Regions from separate parts of the Homo sapiens genome. Here region 1 is linked to region 2. Evidence: chromatin loops called from intact Hi-C (ENCODE). Cell type or tissue: OCI-LY7. All regions are shown on one strand. Links, peaks and the distances in the headings refer to the core of each region. The heading gives the core; the rest is flanking DNA.

Region 1 (17,021 bases), core at 5,110-13,109, 190 kb before region 2:
GTGTTCCTCGGCACACAGTCTAGGAACCGCTGGGCTTCTGGCTCAAGTTGCAGGCCCTTGGCCCAGTTGGTTCACAGGCCCCTGTGCAGCTTCTCTGGTTTCACCTCCTCTTGTGCCCTGGGTCAAACTTCTGTTCTGGCCATAGCTCACTGCTCACAATTCCTCCAGCCAGAGAGGGTGTTCATGCCTCCATGAGGGTCTTCCTCTGCCTGGCATTCTGTTTCCGCCCTCCCTCCTCTATGTGCTTTCAGGAATGTACTAGCTGGAATGTCCCCTGCTCAGAAGCATTTTCCCAAGCCTTTTTTTTTGAGATGGAATCTCGCTCTGTCACCCAGGCTTGAGTGCAGTGGCGTAATCTCGGCTTACTGCAACCTCCGCCTCCCAGATTGAAGTGATTCTCATTCTTCAGCCTCCCAAGTAGCTGGGACTACAGGCTCACTCCACCACACCTGGCTAATTTTGTTTTTTTTGTAATTATAGTAGTGATGGGGTTTCACCATGTTGGCCAGGCTGGTCTTGAACTCCTGGCCTCAAGTGATCCTCCTGCCTTGGCCTCCCAAAGTGCTGGTATTACAGATGTGAGCCACCGTGCCCGGCCTGCATTTTCCCAAGCCTTCTAACCAGAGCTAATCACCTACCCCATGATTGCACCATCCATGTACCTAGCACTTACTTTTAGTACAGCTTGTCTCTCTGTGTATATTGAATAATATTTATTTATTTATTTATTTGTTTTTTTTGTTTTTTTTTTTTTGTTTTTGAGATAGAGTCTTGCTCTGTCGCCCAGGCTGGAGTGCAGTGGCACCATCTCGGCTCACTGCAAGCTCCGCCTCCCAGGTTCACGCCATTCTCCTGCCTCAGCCTCCTGAGTAGCTGGGACTACAGGCGCCCGCCACCACGCCCAGCTAATTTTTTCTATTTTTAGTAGAGACAGGGTTTCACCGTGTTAGCTAGGATGGTCTCAATCTCCTGACCTCGTGATCCACCTGCCTTGGCCTCCCAAAGTGTTGGGATTACAGGCGTGAGCCACCGCACCCGGCTTGAATAATATTTATTTTTATGTGGCCGTCTTCTATTGCAGACCACGAACTTCTTTTTTTTTTTTTTTTTTTTTTTTTTTTTTTTGAGACAGAGTCTCTGTTGCCCAGGGTGGAGTGCAATGGCACGATGTCAGCTCTCAGCTCACTGCAACCTCCAACACCGGGGTTCAAGCAATTCTCCCTGCCTCAGCCTCCCAAGTAGCTGGGATTACAGGCGCACGCCACCATGCCCAGCTAATTTCTTGTATTTTTAATAGAGATGGGGTTTCGCCATGTTGGCCAGGCTGGTCTCGAACTCCTCACCTCAGGTGATCTGCCCACCTCGGCCTCCCAAAGTACTGGGATTACAGGCATGAGCCACCACGCCCGGCTGACCGTGAACTTCTTAAAGGGTAGACTGTCTTCTTTATTTCAGAATCTTCAACACCAAGCACAGGGGCCTGATATGCAACAGATATTTGCCAGCTCAACTTCCTATTGTATTTTAGAGTATTTTCTTAATATATATATGTATATATTTGTCTATAATTCATGACAGGTGCATTGGCTTGTGCCTATAATCCCAGCACTTCGGGAGTCTGAGGCCAGACCATCGCTTGAGGCCAGGAATTTGAGATTAGCCTGGGTAACATAGTGAGACCTCGTCTCTACATTAAAAAAAAATTAAATTAGCCAGGTGTGGTGGTGCATGTCTATAGTCCCAGCTACTCAGGAGGCTGAGACAGGAGGATCACTTGAGCCCAAGAGTTTGAGGCTGCAGTGAGCTATGAGCTCCCAGGCTGGAGTGCTATGCCATTGCACTCCAGCCTGGGTGACAGAGGGAGACCCTGTCTCTAAAAAAGAAAAAATAGAAGTAATTCATGCCCATTGTGGGATGTTAAAAAAATAAGAAGAAAAATCCATAATTCTGGAGGGATCAGGCAAATGATTTTCCACCTGGTGTTAACATAAGAACTGGCCAGGCGCCATGTTACATGCCTGTAATCACAGCACTTTGGGAGGCCGAGCCAGGAGGATCACTTGAAGCCAGGAGTTCAAGACCAGCCTGGGCAACATGGCAAAACCCAGTCTGTACTAAAAAATACAAAAAGTAGCTGGGTGTGGTGGTGCATGCCTGTAATCCCAGCTACTCAGGAGGCTGAGGCATGAGAATCGCTTGAACCCAGGAGGCAGAGGTTGCAGTCAGCTAAGATCATGCCCCTGCACTCCAGCCTGGGTGACAGAATGAGACCTTGTCTCAAAAAAAAAAAAAAAAAGAAAAAGAAAAAAAGAATTACCTGGGTGAGCTTGTTAAAAATAGAAATGCTCACACTGTGCCTGGGCCACCCAGCTGCTGTCTCAGTGTGTGTGTGTGTGTGTGTGTGTGTGTGTGTGTGTGTGTGTGTGTATACATGTGTGCATACGTGTGTCTAATGAAATTCCAGCTGATTCTAAAACTCATCCATCCCTGTACCTAGCACTTACTTTTAGTACAACATCATCCATCATTAAGCGTCTGGTGATTCAAATATTTTTGTACTACAAACAAAGTTGTGATAAATATCTTTGTACGTAACTGTTTGTCTCTGGGTCTATTTATTGCCTTAGAATAGATTCCTAGAAGTGGAGTTACTGAGCCAAAGGGCAGGCAGGTTTTCAAGGCTCCCGGGACAAATCATCAATTACTCTGCAGAAAGACTGCGCCACTTCCCTCTCCCACCGGAGCCTCCGAGGGTGCTTGTCTCATCAAACCCCCACAATTATGGCCACTTTTGACAAGAAAGAATACGGGAATAGTTGCTATTAAATGTGAAAGAAAAATTGCCTAGCTGGGTGGTTTTTAAAGAGAGGCATTTAGCAAGCTTTTGAAGACTAATTACTGTTTAATCATCCTAGGAACACACAGGCTCATTATTTTCTTTTTGCAGAGACTGAGAATTGCAATGCATGGTTGGTAATTTTGCCAATGCTGTAAACACCCATCACTTCATTTTCCTAGAAAAGCTTTGCTCTCTCTATGTGTGAAGGATGAAGCCTGTGTGTTTCGTTCTCCCCAGACACTCAGCTAACGGGCAGGTCCTCTCAGCTGACAGCATCTCACCCGAGATACTAACACCTACAGTGTGGGCAGGGGACTGGCCGCCCACCGCACAGAATGTTGCCCGAAGCTCAATGTTCTTAGCTGTCATATTTCATGTTTTCACCCTTTCCTCCTCCATCCATCTCTGGCAAGCAAGGGCACCCTGGCAGAGTTTCTTGAAGTTTGCCTGGACAGTTCATTCCTGCCTTAGAATGGAAAAGGCCGCCGGGCGCAGTGGCTCACGCCTGTAATCCCAGCACTTTGGGAGGCTGAAGCGGGCGGATCACGAGGTCAGGAGATCGAGACCATCCTGGCTAACATGGTGAAATCCCGTCTCGACTAAAAATACAAAAAATTAGCCGGGCGTGGTGGCGGGCGCCTGTAGTCCCAGCTACTCGGGAGGCTGAGGCAGGAGAATGGCGTGAACCCGGGAGGCAGAGCTTGCAGTGAGCTGAGATCGTGCCACTGCGCTCCAGCCTGGGTGACAGAGCAAGACTCCGTCTAAAAAAAAAAAAAAAAAAAAGGAATGGAAAAGGCCATTATTACCTCCCCTGTGCTCCAGGATCTACAGTGTAGCTGGGAAAGAGAAGTTTCCAGGAGGGAAGACTGCCATGACCAAGTCCAAAGGAGGACAATGTTCATTCAAATGTTCAATATGCTCATCTTCTGACCCACAGCTACCGTTCTGGAAATCGATCCTAGAGAATACTTAGACATGTGCATAATGCTATTTGCAAGGACTTTCCCTACTGTTAGAAAACAAACAAACAAACAAAAACCTATTAACAGGCAACTGGTTAAATAAATGAGGGTCCTTCCATACTGTGGGATACCAGGCAGTTAAAAATAATGAGGCGAAACACCCAAAACGATAAGACAGACCTGTATAGACAATAAATAAATATCTGCTGTTAAATGAGAATAGCAGGCAGAGGAAAAATATCCCTGTACAAAACAATCCTGTTTATGTAAAAGGAAATAATTTATTCAATCAATATTCACTGAGGACCTACCACATGCCAGATACTGTGGATAAAAAGGCATGCCACACAGAGCCCCTGTCCTCATGTAACACACATAGCCAGGGTGGATAAATAAATAGAAAAAAGACTGAGGCTGGGCACAGAGGCTCATGCCTGTAATCCCACGACTTTGGGAGGCCGAGGCGGGTGGATCACCTGAGGTCAAGAGTTCGAGACCAGCCTGGCCAACATGGCGAAACCCCCGTCACTACTAAAAATACAAAAAATTAGCCGGGCGTAGTGGCGGGCGCCTGTAGTCCCAGCTACTTGGGAGGCTGAGGCAGGAGAATGGCGTGAACCCGGGAGGCGGAGCTTGCAGTGAGCCGAGATCCCGCCACTGCACTCCAGCCTGGGCAACAGAGCGAGACTCCGTCTCAAAAAAAAAAAAAAAAAAAAAAAAAAAAATTAGCCGGGCGTGGTGGTGGGCGCCTGTAAATCCAGCTACTCAGGAGGCTGAGGCAGGAGAACAGCTTGAACCCGAGAGGTGGAGACTGCAGTGAGCTGAGACCATGCCGTTGCACTCCAGCCTGGGCAACAATAGTGAAACTCCATCTAAAAAAAAAAAAAGAAAGGAAACACACACACACACCACACACCACACACACACACACACACACACACACACACACACACGGAAACTCACCATTCAACATTCCTTTGATTCCTGAAGAGCTTTGGTATTAAAGAGTTTCCCATGAAAGGTCTGGACAGTCTTAGAGAGGCCATGCTTAGTAGTGATTCTTGGCCCTGGCTAAACATTAGAATCACCTGGGCAGCTTTAAAAACCTCCCAGTGTCCAAATTCACCCCAGACCAATTAAATGAGAATGTTTGAGGATGGGACCCAGGCATCAGCTTTTTAAAGATCTCCAGGTGATTCTAATATGCAGCTAACATTTGTAAACCTCTGCTCTAAGTTGTTGGATAGCAGGGGAAGTGGGCTAGTTGTAAAACCTCTGTCAACCAGCTGTGTGATCATGGGCAAGTTGCTTGACCTCTCTGAACTTTATTTTCCCTGCTCTAAAATGGGATCATACCTTCTTCACATGATAGAATGAGGCTTATTGAGAACATTATCAGAAAGAGCTCAGTCAATTGTAAAGCATGATATAAATATAAGATAATATTTTATTCTCTGACTTGGTTATCAGCTCAGAAGTAATAGGTGGAGCTGGGGGTCAGGCAGAGCAATGTTGAGTTAATGGTTAACAGAGAGAAAATAAAAGAAGCTGATTGGCTGGAATAGGAATGGCAGAGAGAAGATCAAAGGGCCCCCTAAACCATTTGCACTAAGGCAGGATCTACCCCTGTAGGATTCCAGGGTGATGCTAATGCCTGAGATTACATCTTCATCTTATTCCTAAAGCTCTGTTATTTTCTGTCTTTTTTTTTTGAGACAGAGTCTTGCTCTGTCACCCAGGCTGGAGTGCAGTGGTGCAATCTTAGCTTGTTGCAATCTCCACCTCCTGGGTTCAAGCTATTCTTGTGCCTCAGCCTTCTGAGTTGCTGGAATTACAGGCGTGCACCACCATACTCAACTAATTTTTGTAATTTTAGTAGAGACAGGGTTTCACCATGTTGGCCAGGCTGGTCTTGAACTCCTGGCCTCAAGCGATCCACCTGCCTCGGCCTCCCAAAGTGCTGAGCCACTAAGCCGGGCCAAGCTCTGTTATTTTCTCACTGGGTACTGCCAGTTATGAAGAGCCAGAGATGGCAACTGTCTGGGTGAGAGGTCTGACCAGATGGGAAGGAGCTGAAGAGATTCTTCAGGCTCTGCTGGGAAGCTTTCAGCCAGACAGGGTCCCTTCCCTGGAGTCACCCTCACCAGCAACTTAAAGAATGGGAAATTCTCCTGGGCTTGAACACATGGGCCCGTCAGGCCAGGCTGCTGGCCCTGGAGACTTTGTGAGGGGCTAAGCCTGCCCTGGTGAGGAGGCCAAGGGGGCTGTGAGCCTGGGCTTTCCCTGCCCTTCCTTAACAAAGACCATCGCCCTCCCACCCTCTGAGTAAGGAGGTCAACACACAATTGTGCAGCAGCAAGCAGAGTGGAAATGCTTCTGTGGGACTCAGTCTACCTCCAGCTGAGTGCCCTCAACTCTTCTACTCAGACTTTCCCTTTCAACCCACCAACCCTTCATCCTTCCATAGTGTGCTCAGTAATGGATGTTGAGTGGCTGAGAAAGTCCTAACTTGCAATGAGCTCCATTCACTGATAGATCTTGACATTTCATGATGACAGTTTTTTTTTTTTTTGAGACAGGGTCTCACTCTGTTACCCAGGTTGGAGTGCAGTGACACGATCTTGGCTCACTGCAAACTCCATCTCCCAGGCTCAAGTGATCCTCCCATCTCAGCCTCCCAAGTAGCTGGGACCACAGGCACCTACCACCATGCCCAGCTAATTTTTGTATTTTTCGTAGAGACAAAATTTTGCCATGTTGCCCAGGCTGGTCTCAAACTCCTGAGCTCAAGCAATCCACCCACCTCGGCCTCCCAAAGTGCTGGGATTACAGGTGTAAGCCACCTTTTTTTTTTTTTTCTTAAAAAAAAAATCTTTTGCTGGGCACGGTGGCTCACGCCTGTAATCCCAGCACTTTGGGAGGCTGAGGCGGGTGAATCACCTGAAGTCGGGAGTTCGAGACCAGCCTGGTCAACATGGTGAAACCTCGTCTCTACTAAAAATACAAAAATTAGCCAGGCTTGGTGGCTCAAGCCTGTAATCCTAGCTACTCGGGAGGCTGAGGCAGGGGAACCATTTGAACCCAGGAGGCGGAGGTTGCAGTGAGCCGAAATCGTGCCACTGCACTCCAGCCTGTGTGACAGTGCGAGACTCCTTCTCAAAAAAAAAAAAAAAGAAAAAAAATTACCTTTTATTTGAGACAGGGTCTTGAACTCCTGGGCTCAGTGATTGTCCTGCCTCAGCCTCCCAAGCATCTGGGATTATAGGCAAATGCCAGCACACCCGGCCCTTTCTGTTTTTAAACAGGTGTCTGATTTCCCACCTCCATTCCTTCCACAGCCCAGAGAGGTAGGACATCAACTCTTCAGTTTTCTATCTACTCACAGGTTTGATCTTTAACCTCTCAAGAACAATAAGCCAGAGAAACAGAGATAAGCGTTGAGTTGGGATTCAAGTTTACTTCAGCTGTTTCTGCCTGATCCACACATCCTAGGGCTCCTTCTTAAGTAGTTCCTTGCAACTTAAAGTGTATCCAAAAGTGATACTCCCTTCTTTTTTTTTGAGACTGAGTCTTGCTCTGTCGCCCAGGCTGGAGTGCAGTGGTGTGATCTCGGCTCACTGCAACCTCCGCCTCCTGGGTTCAAGCGATTCTCATGCCTCAGCCTCTTGAGTAGCTGGGATTACAGGTGCCCACCACCATACTCTGCTAATTTTTGTATTTTTAGTAGAGATGGGGTTTCACCATGTTGGCCAGGCTGGTCTCCAACTCCTGACCTTAGGTAATCCGCCTGCCTCAGCCTCCCAAAGTGTTGGGATCACAGGTGTGAGCCACTGTGCCCGCCTCCTTTTTTTAATTTTGAAAATTTCAAGCTTTCAGAAAAGTTACAAGAAATAGTACAATGAACACTTGTATATCCTTCACCTAGATTCATTTGTTGCTAGCATTTTGCCCATTTGCTTTATCTCTCCTCCTCTGTGTTTGTACACACACACATACACACACACACGCAAACATTTTTTAAAAATTATTTTAATTTTTGGCTGGGTGTGGTGGCTCATGGCTATAATTCCAACACTTTGGGAGCCCAAGGTAGGCAGATCACTTGAGGCCAGGAGTTCGAGACCAGCCTGGGCAGCCTGGGCGAAACCCTGTCTCTATAAAAAATACAAAAAGTAGCCAGGCATGGTGGTATGTGCCTGTGGACCCGCTACTCAGGAGGCTGAGGTGGGAGTATCACTTGAGCCAGGGAGGTTGAAATTGCAGTGAGCCAAGATCTCACCACTGTGCTCCAGCCTGGGCAACAGAGTGAGATCCTGTCTCAAAAAAATTATTCTGGCCAGCCACGATGGCTCACGCCTATAATCCCAGCACTTTGGGAGGCCGAGGCAGGTGGATCACTTGAGGTCAGGAGTTCAAGACCAGCCTGACCAACACGGTGAAACCCCGTCTCTACTAAAAATACAAATTTAGCCAGGCATGGTGGTGCGCGCCTGTAATCCCAGCTACTCGGGAGGCTGAGGCAGGAGAATTGCTTGAACCCAGGAGGCGGACGTTGCAGTGAGCCGAGAACACACCACTGCACTCCAGCCTGGGCAACAGAGTGAGACTTCCTCTCAAAAAAAAAAATTATTTCAATGTTTGCTAAATATTTTGAAAGTTAGTTGCAGGCATCATATTTCTAATATTACTTCACCATGTATCCCCTAAGAATGAGGACATTCTATATAATTACAGTATATTACCATGCTTGAGAAATTTAACATTAGGCTAAGCACAGTGGCTCATGCCTGTAATCCCAGCACTATGGGAGGCTGAGGCAGGTGGATCACTTGAACCCAGGAGTTTGAGACCAGCCTGGGCAATATGGCGAAATTTTGTCTGTACAAAACTTACAAAAAATTAGCCAGACATGGTGACGCACACCTGTGGTCCCAGCTACTCGGAGGCTGAGGTGGAAAGATTGCTTGAGCCCAGGAGGTTGAGGCTGCGGTGAGCCACCATCATGCCACTGCACTCCAGCCTGGATGACAGAGCAAGACACTGTTTCAAAAAAAAAGAAAGAAAGAAATTTAACATTAATACTATATTGTGATATATATTCCATATTCAATTTTCCCAATTGGCCCAATTATGTACTTGACTAGCTTTTTTTTTTTTTTTTTTTTTGAGATGGAGTCTCGCTCTGTTGCCCAGGCTAGAGTGCAGTGGCACGATCTTGGCTCACTGCAATCTCTGCCTCCTGGGTTCAAGCAATTCTCCTGCCTTAGTCTCCCGAGTAGCTGGGATTACAGGCGCCTGTCACCATGCCTGGCTAATTTTTGTATTTTTAATAGAGACAGGGTTTCACCATGTTGGTCAGACTGGTCTCAAACTCCTGACCTCAGGTGATCCACCCACCTTGGCCTCCCAAAGTGCTGGGATTACAGACATGAGCCACCGTGCCTGCCCTTGAATAGCTTTTTGAACAGATTGCATTTAGCGGTTCAGACCCTTTGGTCTCTTTTAATCTAGAGCAGTTTTTCAGACCATTTTGATCTTTTCTGACATGGATATTTTTGAAAAGTCCAAGCCAATTGTGTTAAAACTATAATTACTTTATGCTATTTGAATTCTACACGTGATCTTGGTCCTAGAGTGTAAATTTTATCTGTGCTGCCACCAGGTGGCGCACTTGGTAGGTCCTGGTCCTCAAAAACCCTTGTGAAAGGGCAACTTAAGGCAAGAAAACTCGTTTTGTCTCAATCAACTAAGGCTGTTATTTGGTAAAGCATATGATGTTGGCAGTGCCCATATATTTATAAAGGCACGTGGTGTCTTTTCCATAATCTGGGGATCTTGCTAATTAGGATTATAGTTTCGTAGACCTGTAATGGGTCCCAAGATTCTTTCTTTTTTTTTTTTTTTGAGACAGGGTCTCACTCTGCCAGCCAGGCTGGAGTGCTGTGGCGTGATCACGGCTGACTGCAGCCTCAAACTCCTGCGCTCAAGCGATCCTCCCACCTCAGCCTCCCAAAGTGCTGGTATTACAGGCATGAGCCGTTGTCCTGGCCAAGGTTCTGCATTTCTAACAATGGCCAAGTGATTGTGATGCTGCTGATTTGAAGAGCACGCTTTGAGTAGCAGGGGTTTAGAACAAGCCTATGAAGAACTATAATCTATTTACAATTAGTGGCTTCTGTTCTTGAGACAAAATCTCACTCTGTTGCCCAGGCTGGAGTGCAGTGGAGCCATCACGGCTCACTGCAGCCTTGACCCCTGAGGCTCAGGTGATCCCCCTGCTTCAGCCTCCTGAGTAGCTGGGATCACAAGCATGCACCACTCCACCTGGCTAATTTAAAACATTTTTTTGGAGACAGGATCTCTGTATGTTCCCCAGGCTGGTCTCGAACTCCTGGGCTCAAGGGATCCTCCCATCTTGCCCTCCCAAAGCGCCTTGACCTCCCAAAGTGCTGGGATTACAGGCATGAGCCATCATGCCTGGCCACTATTATATATATATATATATATATATATATATATATATATATATATATATATATATATATTTAAACAATTTTGGCCCCCACAGTGGCTCATGCCTCTAATCCCAGCGCTTTAGGAGGTCAAGGCGGACAGATCACTTGAGGTCAGGAGTTTGAGGCCAGCCTGGCCAACGTGCTGAAACCCCATCTGTACTAAAGATACCAAAATTAGCTGGGCATGGTGGTGCATGCCTGCAGTCCCAGCTACAAGGGAGGCTGAGGTAGGAGAATTGCTTGAACCCGGGAGGTGGGGGTTGCAGTGAGCCAAAATCACGCCACTGTGGTCCAGCCTGGGTGACAGAGCAAGATTCTATCCCACCCCCCCAAAAAACAAACAAACAAACAAACAAAAAACAATTTTATAACTTTATTTGGTATATTTGATGATTAGCAGTTAGTTCACATTCACACCGACTGTAGATTTTTTTAAAGTGGTAACAGGTACGTAGGCAACCGAAGTATAGAGCTTGTTTGGTAAATCTTTATCTTCATTACATTTTCTGGACAACCGAACATGGATACAGTATGAGACGTTGCTTATTCCTTTGGCCCAGACAGCTTTGTTGAGCCTGGTATCAAAGTGTGCATCTGGAGTTCCCATCTCCTTCAGGGCAAGTTTCCGGAGCTCTTTGAGTGCCTGAGGGGAACGCTTCTTGAAGCCCACTCCATGAATGCACTTATGAATGTTGATGGGGTATTCTCGGGTCACCATCTCGTTGATGGCGGAATGACCCTTCTTCTTCTCATCACCCTTCTTTGCAGGAGCCATTCTGCCGGGCCCAAGTTGGAAAGGAAATTGGCCACTATTCTTACATCATAATCAGTAGTAAAGCTAGTCTCATCTTCCACTACTTCCCCTCTTCCTCCCTCTACTCCAGCCCCTTGGCCTTGCTTCTTTCCCAGAGGGCCTCGACCCTAGCTTTCCCTTCTGCCTCGCATGCCATTCCCCCAGATATCCTTCTGCTTGACTAATTTCCTTGTCTCCTGCAAGTTCTTAGCTCAAACCTTTCTTTTTTGTTTGTGTTTTGTTTTTGAAACAGGGTCTTGCTCTGTCACCCAGGCTGGCATACAATGGCGTGATCATGGCTCACTATAGCCTCAACCTCCTGGGCTCAATTGATCCTCCCAAGTCTCCATAGTAGCTGGGACTACAGGCATGCATCACCATGCCCAGCTAATTTTTGTATTTTTTGTGGAGACGGGGTTTTGCCATGTTGCCCAGGCTGGTTTCAAACTCCTGAGCTGAAGTGATCCACCCACCTTGGCCTGTCAAAGTGAAAATTCACTTTCTTGATGAGGCTCACCCAGACATCCTTATTAAACACTGCTGCCTCCCCCACCCCCTCACACCCTCCCTTAACTTGCTTGATTCTTTGTTTCCTCCAGCCTTCTCCACCTTCTCACATATCATATAATCTACCTCCTGCGTTTATTGTTCATTTCTGTCTCCCCCTGCTAGAATCTAACTTCCATGAGGGAAGGGATCTTTGTCTGTCTATTGTCTTCACTGATATTTTCTGAGCACTTAGAACAGTGTCTGCACATAGTAGGTGCATATGAAATATTTGCTGAATGAATGAAGCTTAAAAGGACCTTCAAGATAACAGAGTCCAATCCCCTCATTTCATTGATGAAGAAAGGAGCCCTAGGTCTCTGGGCAAGACGAAGATTTGCCCAGGGTCACATAGACTGTGGGAATATTCTTCTTATTCTTCTAAATGAATACAATCTAAAAGCCGGACTGGTTTCTATCAGTTAATTTTCTAAGCTCTAATTTTATTTTATTTTTTAATTTGTGTTAGGTATTTTCCCCAAAGGATCTGAAGCAGTGGACAAGATGAGAGGTAATATAGAATGGAACAGTTAGGAGTCCAAATGGAAGAGATATCATCTAAAGGAAGAGGGAGTCAGCCTAACAGGCACTAGATCATAGTTAATTACTCTAATGGGGGCAGAATTTGGCTCTGAGTCCTCTGGCAGCTGAGGTTAAACGGGAAGCACGTGGGACTCCATAACGTTCCTTGTCTGAGCTAAGGAAGACTGAGTGCTCCGCAGGGACTCACATCCAGGAGGAACCTGGTCCTGGAGAACCCTGTGTAATATCCCTTTGGCCTCACATTGGACAATGTTTACCAAAAAAACCCAAAGTCATGGTTGAAGAACATTGTTGTTTTATCTGCAAAGACTAAGGGTATAATATTAAATCACATTATAGGCTGGGCATGGTGGCTCATGCCTGTAATCTCAGCACTTTGGGAGGCCAAGGCAGGTGGATCACTTGAGGCCAGGAATTCGAGACCAGCCTGGCCAACATGGTGAAACCCTGTCTCTGCTAAAATTACAAAAATTAGCCAGGCCTGGTGGCATGAGTCTGTGATCCCAGCTACCTGGGAGGCTGAGGCATGAGAATCGCTTGAACCCAGGAGGTGGACGTTGCAATGAGCCAAGATCACACCACTGAACTCTAGCCTGGGTGACAGAACGAGACCCTGTCTCAAAACAAACAAACAAACAAACAGAAAAACACATTATAGTTCTTATGGTTCAGGTGAATTATATTGTGATGATCCAACTGAAAATGAAGATGAAAACTAAAGAATCTAGAATAAACATGTCTAGGAATATCTTCTGTAATTATCCACCAACGTCTCAAATCTTTGACAAACATTAAACCACAGGCAACTCATGGTTTGGATTTGTTGAATACATCAACAAATGTTTATTGAGTTTCTACTATAAACCTTCTCCTCTTTCCTTTGCTGACTCTCTGCCTGGAACTCCCCAGGCCCAGCTATCTCTAAGGCAGAGGGGAAGAGCACAGAGACCAGAGGGGAAGCCAGCTCTGTTTCTTCAAGTTACATAAAGTCTTTTTTGTGTTTCTGAGATAGAGTCTCGCTCTGTCACCCAGGCTGGAGTGCAGTGGCGTCTCTCGGCTCACTGCAACCTCCGCCTCCCGGGTTCAAGCGATTCTCCCCCCTCAGCCTCCTGAGTAGCTGGGATTTCAGGCATGCACCACCACGCCCGGCTAATTTTTGTATTTTTAGTAGAGATGGGGTTTTGCCATGTTGGCCAAGCTGGTCTCAAACTCCTGACCTCAAGTGATCTGCCCGCCTCAGCCTCCCAAAGTGCTGGGATTACAGGCGTGAGCCACCGTGCCCGGCCAAGTTGCATAAAGTCTTTGCCAGAGTTTATCATTAAACTCTGACTGCACATCCAGCAAATTCACCTTTTCTGGCCACTAGGAAGTTGTCCTCCACTGCAGAGCAGGGACAATTACTGACTTCTGCTGAAGCCTTTTCAAAAACCTAGTTCTTTTACAGAGCCTCAGAACATCCTATGAATATTAACTAATATATTTTAATAAATGTCAATACAATTTTTCTTTTAGACCCCTTGTCTTTTATTATTATTATTATTTCAATTTAAAGATTTTCTAGGGCATGTTTTTCTGTCTGGTACACTTGTTACAAGTAGAGGTCACCGTGGTCATCTTCAACTGTCACTCCCCACCAACCCCTCCACCCCACCTCACCTTGCCAAGTTCTGCCTCTGTCTGTCACATATGTGGCACACACATGAAATATTTTTCTCCACCTGGCATTGGTTCTGCCACTTTGACAACCCTTGGCTGTGAGAGGGCCCAGGGGCTTGACTCTGCAACATATCAAGTGGCCTCAGCTACCAACTGAGAAACTTCCCCCTTGACAGGCATGACTAGAAAACCTGATTTCTCTGGGCAAAGCCTCGCACGCCCCAGGGACCATGTCTGTCTGGTTCTGTGATGTATCCCCTGTATTTAGCCTAGGATCTAGACCCTTCATAGGCACTTAAGAATTTCTTGCAAACAGGCCAGGTGCAGTGGCTCATGTCTGTGATCTCAGCACTTTGGGAGGCTGAAGCAGGCGGATCACTTGAGGTCAGGAGTTCGAGACCAGCCTGGCCAACATGGTGAAATCCTGTCTCTACTAAAAATACAAAAATTAGCTGGGCATGGTGGTGCATACCTGTAATCCCAGGCTGGGTTCTGCCCCAGTCAAATCCCAGGCTTTTGCCTGAATGGCCTGGATTAGTCTGTTTCAACCACATGGATCAGTTGGTTCCATCTTGAAAAAAGAGACTGGACTGGGGCTGCCATGATCCTGCTGTGTGCAAAGCACTGTGGGAAGGGCTGCCATCTTTGAGGCCTGGGTAGGCTTATGGTAGGCTTTGCAGAAGAACTTTTAGTCTGTATCAGTTCTTTGGGGTATCTGCTTGCCTGGCATCTTCCACACAGCCATGGAATTGCAGAGCTTAGCATAAACCAGACGCTTGCTGTTTGTTGAATAAACTCTGATAAGCAAAGGCGGCGTGTTCAACTATGTGGAGTCATGCTGTCTTAATTTTCACTTTTTGATTCAGCTATCACAGCCCATATGCCAACATCTCCACAAAACAGAGAGAAGCACCTGTGTTAGTCTTGGCACAAGATCGCTGTGAGGGCAGGATGGGGGCATCCTTGTTCTCCAGTGCACTGTGCACATGCGTGTGTGCATGTGTCTGACTGCATGGACATGTGTGTTTATGCACATGTCTACCTGTGTATACTCGGGGACTAAGGTCCTCACAGTCACATAACCTTAAGATGGTGATGTGAGGCCAGGTGCGGTGGTTCACGCCTATAATCCCAGCACTTTGGGAGGCCGAGGCGGGTGGATCACGAGGTCAGGAGTTCAAGACCAGCCTGGCTAACATGGTAAAACCCCATCTCTACTAAAAATACAAAAATTAGCTGGGTGTGGTGGTGGGCGCCTATAATCCCAGCTACTCAGGAGGCTGAGGCAGGAGAATCACTTGAACCCGGGGGGTGGAGGTTGCAGTGAGCCAAGATTGTGCCACTGCACTCCAGCCTGGGTGACAGAGTGAGACTCCATCTTAAAAAACAAACAAACAAACAAACAAAAACTATTGCAAAGACCCTCGCAAAAGGACAAAAGTGTCCTTTTAGCACTGTAAATTGGTAAAGAATACGCCCTCATGCCCTTGAGGATCTTTTGCAATGACTACAGGGTCTTCTAGATGTTGGATCCGCTTCCTGAGTAGACCTGTAACACTAGAAAGGGAAGCCTCCTACAAACATCTCACAATCTAGCAACTTTCCCCTTGACAGGCATGACCGGAAAACCTGACTTCTCTGAGCAAAGCCTTGCAAGCTCCAGGGACCATGTCTGTCTGGTTCTCTGATGTATCCCCTGTACATAGCACAGGATCTAGACCCTTAATAGGCACTTAAGAATTTCTTGCAAACAGGCCGGGCGTGGTGGCTCATGTCCGTAATCCCAGCACTCTGAGAGGCCGAAGCAGGCGGATCACAAGGTCAGGAGTTTGAGACCAGCCTGGCCAACATGGTGAAACCCTGTCTCTACTAAAAATACAAAAATTAGCTGGGTATGGTGGTGCATGCCTGTAATCCCAGCTATTCGGGAGCCTGAGGCAGGAGAATCGCTTGAACCTGAGAGGCAGAGGTTGCAGTGAGCTGAGATTGCACTGCTGCACTCCAGCCTGGGCGACAGAGCGAGACTCTGTCAAAAAAAAAAAAAAAATTCTTGCAAATATACTCAATAAGATGAGGCTACTGAGTGGCTGGTTAGGCTCACTCACCAGCTATGCTATCCATTCCTGCTTGCCAGCCTCAAAGAATATGATTAAAAGTTTTATATAGAGGGCATGACTTATCAACTCCAAACTTGGTTTTGCGACAAACATCACATTATGTCACTGTCATTAAATGAAAGAGAATCTGCCTCTGAGCTCCCATTCTGCCAGACTATTGGGAAAGTTAATGTTTGCCTCAATTGGAAAATCCCTCCTTCCCTCTAGGGTGGCACAAGAATCTGGAAGGCTCCTGTGGTTCCTAGAAAACAGAGGAAGGGGAAGGGACTCTGGTTATGGTCACTGTTCAAGCTCCTTGAAGTCCAGGCTTCCAAGGTCCACAGAAGGCAGGTGGTCCACTGGCTCCCGGCCACATGAGGTGCATGGGATCTCTGCCAAGGCTGTAAGACCCAGGGCCTGGGGTCCAGCCTATCTGGGTACCCAGGGCCTGTAGTCTAGCCTTCCTGGGTGCCCCAGGCATCAGCCATTTCCCTGACAGACTCTCCATCACCTGGAGGCAGAGAGTGGATCCCTGCAGCTTTCTCTTTCTAGTTTTGGGGACACTTTATTATCTGCTGCTCCACCTCTGCCCATTCCTGCTCTACAACCTCTCCTGGGGTGAGAAGCACACACAAACTGGGATTTCTAGAGGTCTGTGTGGCAGCAGGGACAGGAAGGATCCCAGGGAGATTAACAGCAAATTAATTCTGCAAATGGCCCTGCCACAGGGGCCCAATGGAAGGACAGCCTGCCTCAAATCTAAATCATTGTGGTCATTCTCTAAATAATCAAAACCTCAAGTGTTTAATCTGCAAATGCCAAGGGTCTATTGAAATGACTGTAGTCAAGAGCTTCCTGATGAAAAGAACTTTTTATTTTTTTATTTTTATTTTTATTTTTTATTTTTTTGAGACGGAGTCTCGCTCTGTTGCCCAGGCTGGAGTGCAGTGGTGCGATCTGGGCTCACTGCAACCTCTTCCTCCTGGGTTGAAGCAATTCTCCTGCCTCAGCCTCCAGAGTAGCTGGGATTACAGGTGCACACCACCATGCCTGGCTAATTTTTGTATTTTT
Region 2 (8,677 bases), core at 1-8,000:
ATACTACATAGTAGATGTGTGTATCTTATTGCATCATAACATGAGGAACATGTTATCAAATTATTCCACTACTGAAGACACCAAATTTGATTACTTGGTTAAGGTAGTAAATATCCACTCCCCAATAATATCCTGCTCCCCAACAGTATTTCACCCAGTATTTTAGAATCCATTGATGACTGTTGCTTGAATCAATGATATCGGGGTTTGCAATATCATGAAATGGTGAATTTTCTAATGTATCTTTCCTTCTACATTTATTCCATAGCTTCTGTAAAAACATAAGCTTTCTCTACCTCTTCCCCCCGCCCCCGACCTCTAGGGTCAATTATTTGTTTTTGATTAATACTATTGACTCTTAGATTTTAGTCAATGTGTTATGATCCATTACCATTAATATGTATCTTAATGTTCAATTTGTCCTAGATGTGGCCAGTGACAACCCTCCTCAAGCCAGCATCTGTGACCTTTTTATATGACCCATTAGTCTTCAAGCAATTCTTTGCTTTTTAGCACCATAAAGTGTTTCAAACTCACCTTGTACTTTCCCTAACCCCAGACCCGGAATCAGCCATTTCTCCCAGTACTGGTTCATCTTAGAAACCAAGATCTGGAGGCCGGGCGCAGTGGCTCACGCCTGTAATCCCAGCACTTTGGGAGGCCGAGGCGGGCGGATCACAAGGTCAGGAGATAGAGACCATCCTGGCTAACAAGGTGAAACCCCGTCTCTACTAAAAATACAAAAAATTAGCCAGGCGTGGTGGCAAGTGCCTGTAGTCTAGTCCCAGCTACTCGGGAGGCTGAGGCAGGAGAATGGCGTGAACCTGGGAGATGGAGCTTGCAGTGAGCCGAGATTGTGCCACTGCACTCCAGCCTGGGCGGCAGAGCGAGACTCTGTCTCAAAAAAAAAAAAAAAAGGAACCAGGATCTGGGCACTAGGTGTGCTCATTGCTACTGAGGGTCATTGCTTCTAGGAACTTTAAACGAAGAAAGTTAGGAAATATATTTTTAAAAATCATGAGGCTGGGCACTGTGGCTCACACCTGTAATCCCAGCACTTTGGGGGGCCAAGATGGGCGGATTGCTTAAGCTCAGGAGTTCAAGACCAGCCTGGACAACATGGCAAAACCTCATCTCTACAAAAAACACAAAAATTAGCTGGGTGTGGTGGCATGTGCCTGTAGTCCAGCTACTTGGGAGGCTGAGGTGGGAGGTTCACTTGAGCCCGAGGTCGAGGCTGCAGTGAGCCATGATCACACCACTGCACTCGAGTCTGGGTGACAGAGTGAGACCCATATTCAATTTTAATTTACCAATTCATATTTAATTTACCAATCCATATTTAACATTAGTTTATACGTACCTTCTTTTACATATTATCTCTTCTTTTACAATGAATATCTTGGTTCCTAATAACAACTAACCCAACTATTTGAATTTTTTTTTTTTAAGACGGAGTTTTGCTCTTGTCACCCAAGCTGGAGTGCAGTGGCGTGATCTCGGCTCACTGCAACCTCTGCCTCCTGGGTTCAAGCGATTCTCCTGCCTCAGCCTCCCAAGTAGCTGGGATTACAGGCGCTCGCCGTCACGGCCGGCTAATTTTTGTCTTTTTAGTAGAGACGGGGTTTCACCATGTTGGCCAGGCTAGTCTCGAACTCCTGACCTCAGGTGATCCACCCGCCTCTGCCTTGCAAAATGCTGGGATTACAGGCGTGAGCCACTGCGCCTGGCCTTGATTTATCCTATGATATACATGAAATAGTTTCAGAATTATAATTTCAACATTTTTACTTAGAATAAATCTAAGAAAAGTTCAAAATGTCTGTGTAGTTCCTTATGCACTTAGACTACATTGCACTAAATGACAGCACTGTGTTCAGAAGTTGCCCCGTGAAATTGAGAGCGTTCCCAGGTCCTTCGGACAGATTGTTTAAGGAACAGCAATGATTCCATGGACCAGTTTTCTCCAGGGTAGAGCACTGTTAATATATCCGACTACTTCAAAAAGATGAGAACTAACTAACTTCCTTGCATGGGAATACAGGGCCAGTTGCAATCCCCAAGATCCAGCAAGACTGCCTCGCCTTTCCACCCGACACCTGTTTTGAAGCATGAAATCGTGAAGCATACCGTGAAGAAGGTTCTCCCGTAGTTTCCCAGAAGTTTTTAATACGTTCTCAAGAAATGCTACTAGCTGTTCCTTACTCAGCTCTTTGTCTTGCAAGATTTCGCGTAGAGTTTCTGCAGAAACTAACCTGAAGGCACTGTCCCCGGGTAGCAAAGGGCCTGGTTTGTGGTGGAGGGCGTCCACCGGGAATACCTGCTCCCTGAACACCACCACCGAGGTCCACCATTCTGCGGCCAGGTTCTTCCGCAACTCTACGCCCAAGGGTCCGAAGCCGGGGTGGCACCCACTCAGAAGAGAATCCCGGCTAAGCTGCTGCTTGCTTCCACTTAGGAAATGCCTTCTCTGACAGATCTCTAACAGCGCCTCGCTTCCCTCTCCAGACCCGGGGGCTTCTGGGTGCTCGCCGTTCCCCTCGAGCTCCGCGTGCGACTTCACATGCCCTCCTTTGGGGCTACTCCTTTCCGTCAACAGCTCCGGCTGCCCCGCATCTACTCGACCCCCAAACCCAGACAACAGGCACCTGCAGACCTTATGGCAGGCCCTGACGGCTACACGAGAGCGCATCTCTCTCCGAAGTTAAAGAGCACACTCTCCCATCACTCAACGGATCCCAACAAGCCACCACTACCGTTAACAGAATCCGGAGAGGCCACGGCGCAGGCGCAACGGAGGTGAGCGTGCTTGCGGGCGGCAGGCCCCACCCCGGAAGCGCATGTCTGCGTTCCGGCCGCAGCCGTCCCCCGCCCACCATGGCGGACGCCGGCTCGGATGGTTCTCTGCTAGCTTGCCGTTCGCGTCGCGCCCCTCCCTTCAGATTGACTTTTTTCTTTCCTCGTAAGCACCAGTAAAGGTTATTCCCACCTATTTATAACCGTGGTGTAGCCACTTGAGTCACTTCCTTCTGCCACTGTTTTGCAGTCCAGAAAATTAAAATACTTCAGTATTATCCAAATCACCTTCTATATACACCTCAATCAAGCACTTGGACTAAATTTGGCATTTGGTTTCCCTTTAAACAGTTTTAGTCCTTTACGGTGATTTGTAAGCCCAGGCCTTCTTAACTAGGCAAATGCTGCCGCCAGGTGGCCTAGGCCTAACCCCAGAGCCGTTGTCTTGACGCTTAAGCTTCCGGGGAGGGGGGCGATAGGCTTCGTGACTAGGGTAGTGGTATGGTCACTTTAAATATTGCAGTGGCTTCCAAAGGGCAGTCCCCAGCCAGCAGCATCTGCCTCACCTGGGAATGCACTAGAAATAAACCAAGGGGCCCTGACATGTCTTAAACCCTCCTGGTGTCAGAGAAAACCACGTACGTGCAATTTCTTCCAGGGGCCCCTTCTATGGGTTCATCAAAACAATGAGACTTGTGACTGTTATTATTAAGAGACTCATGATTAAATTGCAGGTTTCTGATTTTGCAGTTTCTATTTAAATAGGTCGAGACCTTAAGACCTACCCAGAAAGTGGAAAAGTGGTATACCCAGACTGAGGAAGTTTGATTCCAAAGTCCATGATTTCTTATACCAGCCTCAGTTACGAAAACCTTTAAAGAGGTTCAGGGAAAAAGGAACAATCTACATTTCACTGTGAGACTACCAAACTACTACCTGATTAAGAGGGGTAACAGCTTAGCAATTGAGTTAATGTAATTCAGGAGTAAAGTTTTATCATTAGTAAAGTGCTGTACCAGGTTCAGGAAATAGTTCTTCTTTACAAGTGTATACAAGGGTTTAAAAAAAGGCCAGCTAGATAGTAATTAACTGCAAAGCTGGGTACTACTGCCAGGTGTTTTCCACATTCAGGAACTCACACCAGGTAAAAGGCCTATACGCAAATAAATAAAAAGAGAGAATGGGGAGAAAAATCACATTTATTAGTTAAGACGACCACAGGCTGGACACAACACACATGCTAAAAAGTGGACTGTCTTTTAAAACTTCCAAGGTAAATAGGTAAATGTTTTCCACAGCCCAACAATCATTTCAGTGTTTACAAATTAAAAGGCCCACGGTTAAGACATTAAACAGTAAAATATGTAATAAATGCTCCAACCTACCCTCTCCCCCGAAAGCTGCTTCTAAGTTTAAAACCATGAATTTGACTAACCATGCCATTGAAAACCATCCAGGTTACTACAGGCTGAATTAGTTTTCAATGTCTAAGTCCTAGAAATATCACTCCCTATCCCAGCCCTAGCAAATTCTAACTTTACATTTGACATAAGGCATTAACATCAATTAAAGCCTCAGTTTAATAATCAGAATTTAAATGAAGTCTCCTGAAGACCTCTCTTCTGGCAAAAAAAAACACGTATCAGACTCTGGGAAAACATTCAGACCCACTTCTAGCTATTACTGAAATAAATGATTAGAAAGTTACGTTGGTGAGCCGAAGTTAAACCTAAAGCTATCCCCTGGATCTTTCTAGCAATAAACCCATGTTGAACCTACCATGAAAACTTTCATTCACTGTGCTTTTGGTTACGTTGCCTCCTGATTAGTCATTAATTTTAATGAGGTTTTTTCCTTGTGTTGAGTATGAATAGACCTTACAGTTTGAGGATCTCTAGAATTCCCTGAATTATTGGAAAGACATTCATGACTCCCAGTGTGACTAGTTAAGAGCCCCAGGGAGCCTGTGAAGACTAGAATCTACAAGTAACCTGCACTAAGAACGAAATTCAGTAAAGGAGACTCAAGCTTAGCTCCTGGCCATCTTAAAGGGCTAATGTATGTCTTTCACAGGTTTGTTCAACATTTCAGTAATTCACAGTATAGCCAAGAGCATGAGTATAAGTCTCTTGAAAAAGCCAGTTATTTGGAGCTTTTTAAATTATAAACTTTGAAAAAGTCACCCACGTTCTCACACTATATAGATGACTTTGTATCTATTTTACTATTTTCTCATTTAACCATACTAGCAAATAAGGAAAAAGGCTATTAAATGACTCCCCTGATGCTGGAAGCTGACAAAGCTTTTATGCAATTTAGCCTGTAACTAAAAATTCACCTGTATCAATTCATTCTGACTCCTGCAATATGAATAGCTCATTATAAAGAAGGGCCTTCTGATTCCCCCTGCCTCCCAAATTAAATAAAAAGGAACAGTCATTTGTTTTCATGGAAAAAAAAAACCAAACAAAAACAAAAAAAAAACCAGACCATCTTAAGCAAAGTTTTACATGACATTATATAAAATAAAGTACAATTTCCACTTAATTCAGTCTTCAAATATTTTTTATTGGAAGGCCATGCATTGCCTTCATTTATTGTATTTCAAATCACTGTACATTTACTTTTGTGAAAACACTGCCTGCATTTTCTAGTACAAAAAAAACCTAAAAATTGTTTCAGGAATGTAGAGAAATATCCAACTTAAATAGCGAAAAAGTGCACCATAATTACTGCTGCACTGCAGTCATTTCTGCAATTCCCATGTTTCTTAAATAACTATCTTGTCAGATAACACACAATATAAAGAGCAATTATGAAAAACAGACATTTACATATACTTCTAAAGTCTTATTGGGAATATCCTGTTGGCATTGGATAACCAATCATAGGTGCAGCTGCAGTAGCAGGATATGCATATGCCTGTTGGTTCATACCATTGTGCATATTTGGAACATTACTTCCGTATTGCTGAGTGCTATCATAACCATTCTGGTAAGTCCCTGTTGGATTACCAGTCCTAAAACTGGTCTGTATACCAGCAGACACAAAATTACTTCCAAAGCTCCCATTGGTGTAATTTGCAGCACTGTAAACACCATTCTGAGTTTTTGCCCCAAAATCTCTTTTAAGCAGGCTAGAGTAACCTCTGTCATAATTTTCCCTGTCTCTAAAGGTATTAAATCCACCCCTTTTGCCCGCAGAGTATCTGTCCCGACGGTCATCCTTCATGCCTCCTCTACCCCTGGAACGACCTGTCAAGAAAACAATTGCAAATTGATCAATTATGTCTATGACACAAATCATTGTGGACAGAAAGAAACAGATCTATTCATGGTAGGCGTGAAATGTTTTTACAATTTTTCAGCTTAAGTTTTCACATTCAAGGTTTTACTCACCCTCCAATACCATTTAAATGGATTTGTAGACAACGATGTGACTCGTAACTACCAACATTTCCTATCAGTCATCCTTACCTGAACCTCTGTCTTCGACCAACTGAAGCAACTTGGGATTAATTGCTTGATTAGCTTCACGAAGCACAGAGATAAGGTCGCTCACTTGCTTTATGTTATTAGGTGTAAAGAAAGTGTATGCTGTGCCTGTTTTGGTACTGCGAGCAGTTCTTCCAATTCGATGAATATAATCCTCTGAGGAGTTAGGGTAGTCATAATTGATGACAAATTTCACATCTTCCACATCTGTAAGGTGTTGCAGTGTGGCAAAATAGCAATGTACGGAGTTTTGCACACCACAACAGCCAGACCAAAAATAAAAAGTTAGACAATTGTATTCCCAAGAAGGTACGGGCTGCAAAAAATACAGTTAAAATGGTTATCCATTTCCTGTAGGAATACCATTGAGGTTGAAAAAAGAAAAAAAAGCACATGTCATCTGTATAATTCATCACCCACCCAGTGACAGACCCTGTCAAAAGGAATGTGTGTTCCCTAAGCACATTCCCAAATCAGCAAGTTCCCTTACAGATCATCAAGTGACATCTGAATGCTTCTGCGCAGTAGGGCCACTTAAAGTTTCACAGCAACCTCTTCATGTGCTCATTTTGAGGACCTTGAAACAAAAAAATGTACAAGGTCCTTTGCATTACACATTCATCAGAAGTTCAAAATTCTGGCCACACTGCTTGTCTTGCCAAGACCTTACAACCGCAGCTGCAAGAAAACATACCTGTCCCCCAAAAGTTGTTTTTATGCACTGTGTCTCGTCTAGGCAAGCGCTTCCAAGAAGCCAGGATTCACTTGAGAATGTGTCTCTCTCTGGCAGGTCTCGACATGACGACTACTGTGTAGGTGAGGGAGGAACTTTCAAAGCACTTTCTTTTCCCACTTACTATGTGTGAGAAGTTGCTCCTGCTCTAGATCTCATGTGCCAGTACTCACCAATTTGTAAAAGGCTTAGTACCTTTTAAAGCTGCTCTCTCCATTTCAAACTTGAACAAAAATTTCATTGAACATTGAAGTTTGGAACTACTTCTTCGACATTTCAGCAAACTCACTGAAACTCAAAGACCCACAGATCACAGTGAACAGTTTGAAACAAGGCTGTACCATGGCAGTCATGCAAAGCATGGGACAGAAGAAATACCACGGCAGTGAACTGTGAGGATAACTTCCATTTTTTCCCTCGGAGAGAACAGTTTACGGGGCAGAGGTGATATGTTCTGCCTTTTGAAGATTACTGGCACACGTTCAGCTTTTTCACCTCTCTAATCGACTGGAAGCAGCCAGCCGATCACTAGTCCTCCATCCCCCTCGAGTCCTCCGATTGTCATGCCTAGGCCTTGCCACAAAGACAGCACCTTTATGTGAAAAAAAACTTAGAAAAAATGCAGGTTAAAGAAAGCAATAAACTTTCTTTAAAAAAGTTAAATGGAGATCTTCTGGGAAACCAAGCCATGAATGCGAGTTTGTACTAACCTAGCCCTCTGGAGGCCACATCTGTAGCAATCAGAATAGGAGCTTTTCCATGTTTGAATTCTACAAAGGAAGGCATATACATGATCAATTATCTGAGCAGAATTCTAGCTAGGTTAAGTAAGGGGGAAAAATACTTCATTTGAAATATTTACCATTTAGAACCCAGTCACGCTCTTGTTGACTCTTGTCACCATGGATACCCATGGCAGGCCACCTAAGTTAAAAGACAAGTTGTGTTATTAAACTCACATTGAAAACCTCAGACTCCAGTGCTTGACCACTTTTGGTCACAGATCTCTTTAATTTCGCCAGAAATGAAAAAGTTAAATTCACTATCAGATATGAAAAAAATCCACTGCTCGTGATCCAAGTTTGCCCTTTCCTAAGCTGTTTTAATCAATCTGCTTCAATGGAGGAGCTCACACATACCCATCTCTCCTCATTTTTCTGGTAAGCTCATCACATCTTCTTTTGGTTTCCACAAAAACAATGGTTTTATTCTCCTTCTCACTCATGATCTCTTCCATTAGACGAATAAGTCTAATAATAGGAGAGAGAAAGGAAAAATCCTGAGTTTTAAAAGACCATTGCTAGGGCCACACATTTATGGTCAGCAAAACATTAAGTTCAATTTACATGGCTGGAAGTCAAAGAGGAAACGCCTGCTAATCCACTTATCGAGCAGTTCGACCCTTGGTCCTTAAGTCAACCAGGGGACACATGAATTCCTTCTATAGGAAAGCTATAAATGGTGACAGCCATTATTTGAAGGATTCAAGAAATTTTCAGGATTAGTAGGCTAACTAAATGAAATCACACCAACTGAAATAACCTAAAACAACTCACCAAACAATGATCCCTCAATTTTACAGCAAAGTTGTTAGGAAGCAAATATAACAGAGTTAATAAAACTTACTTTTCATCCTTTTCTACGTCATGACACA

Evidence for each region. Peaks named below come from ENCODE experiments on the same cell type or tissue, not always from the same donor. Only the 100,000 strongest peaks of a DNase experiment are listed, where the experiment ranks them.
Region 1: a loop joins it to region 2, with 9 times the contacts of the local background. A loop is called at or near these places in 32 of 110 quality-filtered maps.

The regions. Positions count from the first base shown.
Region 1 is chr17:64,297,600-64,314,620 of GRCh38, forward strand. It overlaps the pseudogene RPL31P57. Among named protein-coding and RNA genes, the nearest start is that of TEX2, 43 kb to the left of the region's middle. In OCI-LY7, for the core only: a CTCF peak has its summit at 9,469 (motif pointing right); a DNase peak (open chromatin) is centred at 9,482.
Region 2 is chr17:64,494,277-64,502,953 of GRCh38, forward strand. POLG2 (DNA polymerase gamma 2, accessory subunit) reads right to left here and starts at 2,778. Exons shown (of 8, transcript NM_007215.4): 1 at 2,131-2,778. The coding sequence starts at 2,692. It overlaps DDX5 (DEAD-box helicase 5), which reads right to left. Exons shown (of 13, transcript NM_004396.5): 8 at 8,650-8,677; 9 at 8,163-8,273; 10 at 7,886-7,947; 11 at 7,734-7,793; 12 at 6,273-6,497; 13 at 3,978-6,050. The coding sequence ends at 5,647. MIR3064 (microRNA 3064) reads right to left here and starts at 6,563; the gene lies at 6,498-6,563. MIR5047 (microRNA 5047) reads right to left here and starts at 7,037; the gene lies at 6,938-7,037. It also overlaps a transcript of MILR1 not described here. RefSeq lists enhancers at 1,955-2,814, 2,466-2,535, 2,916-3,055. In OCI-LY7, for the core only: CTCF peaks have their summits at 3,192 and 3,397; DNase peaks (open chromatin) are centred at 2,825, 3,215 and 5,765; H3K4me3 peaks cover 4,867 bases; H3K27ac peaks cover 5,844 bases.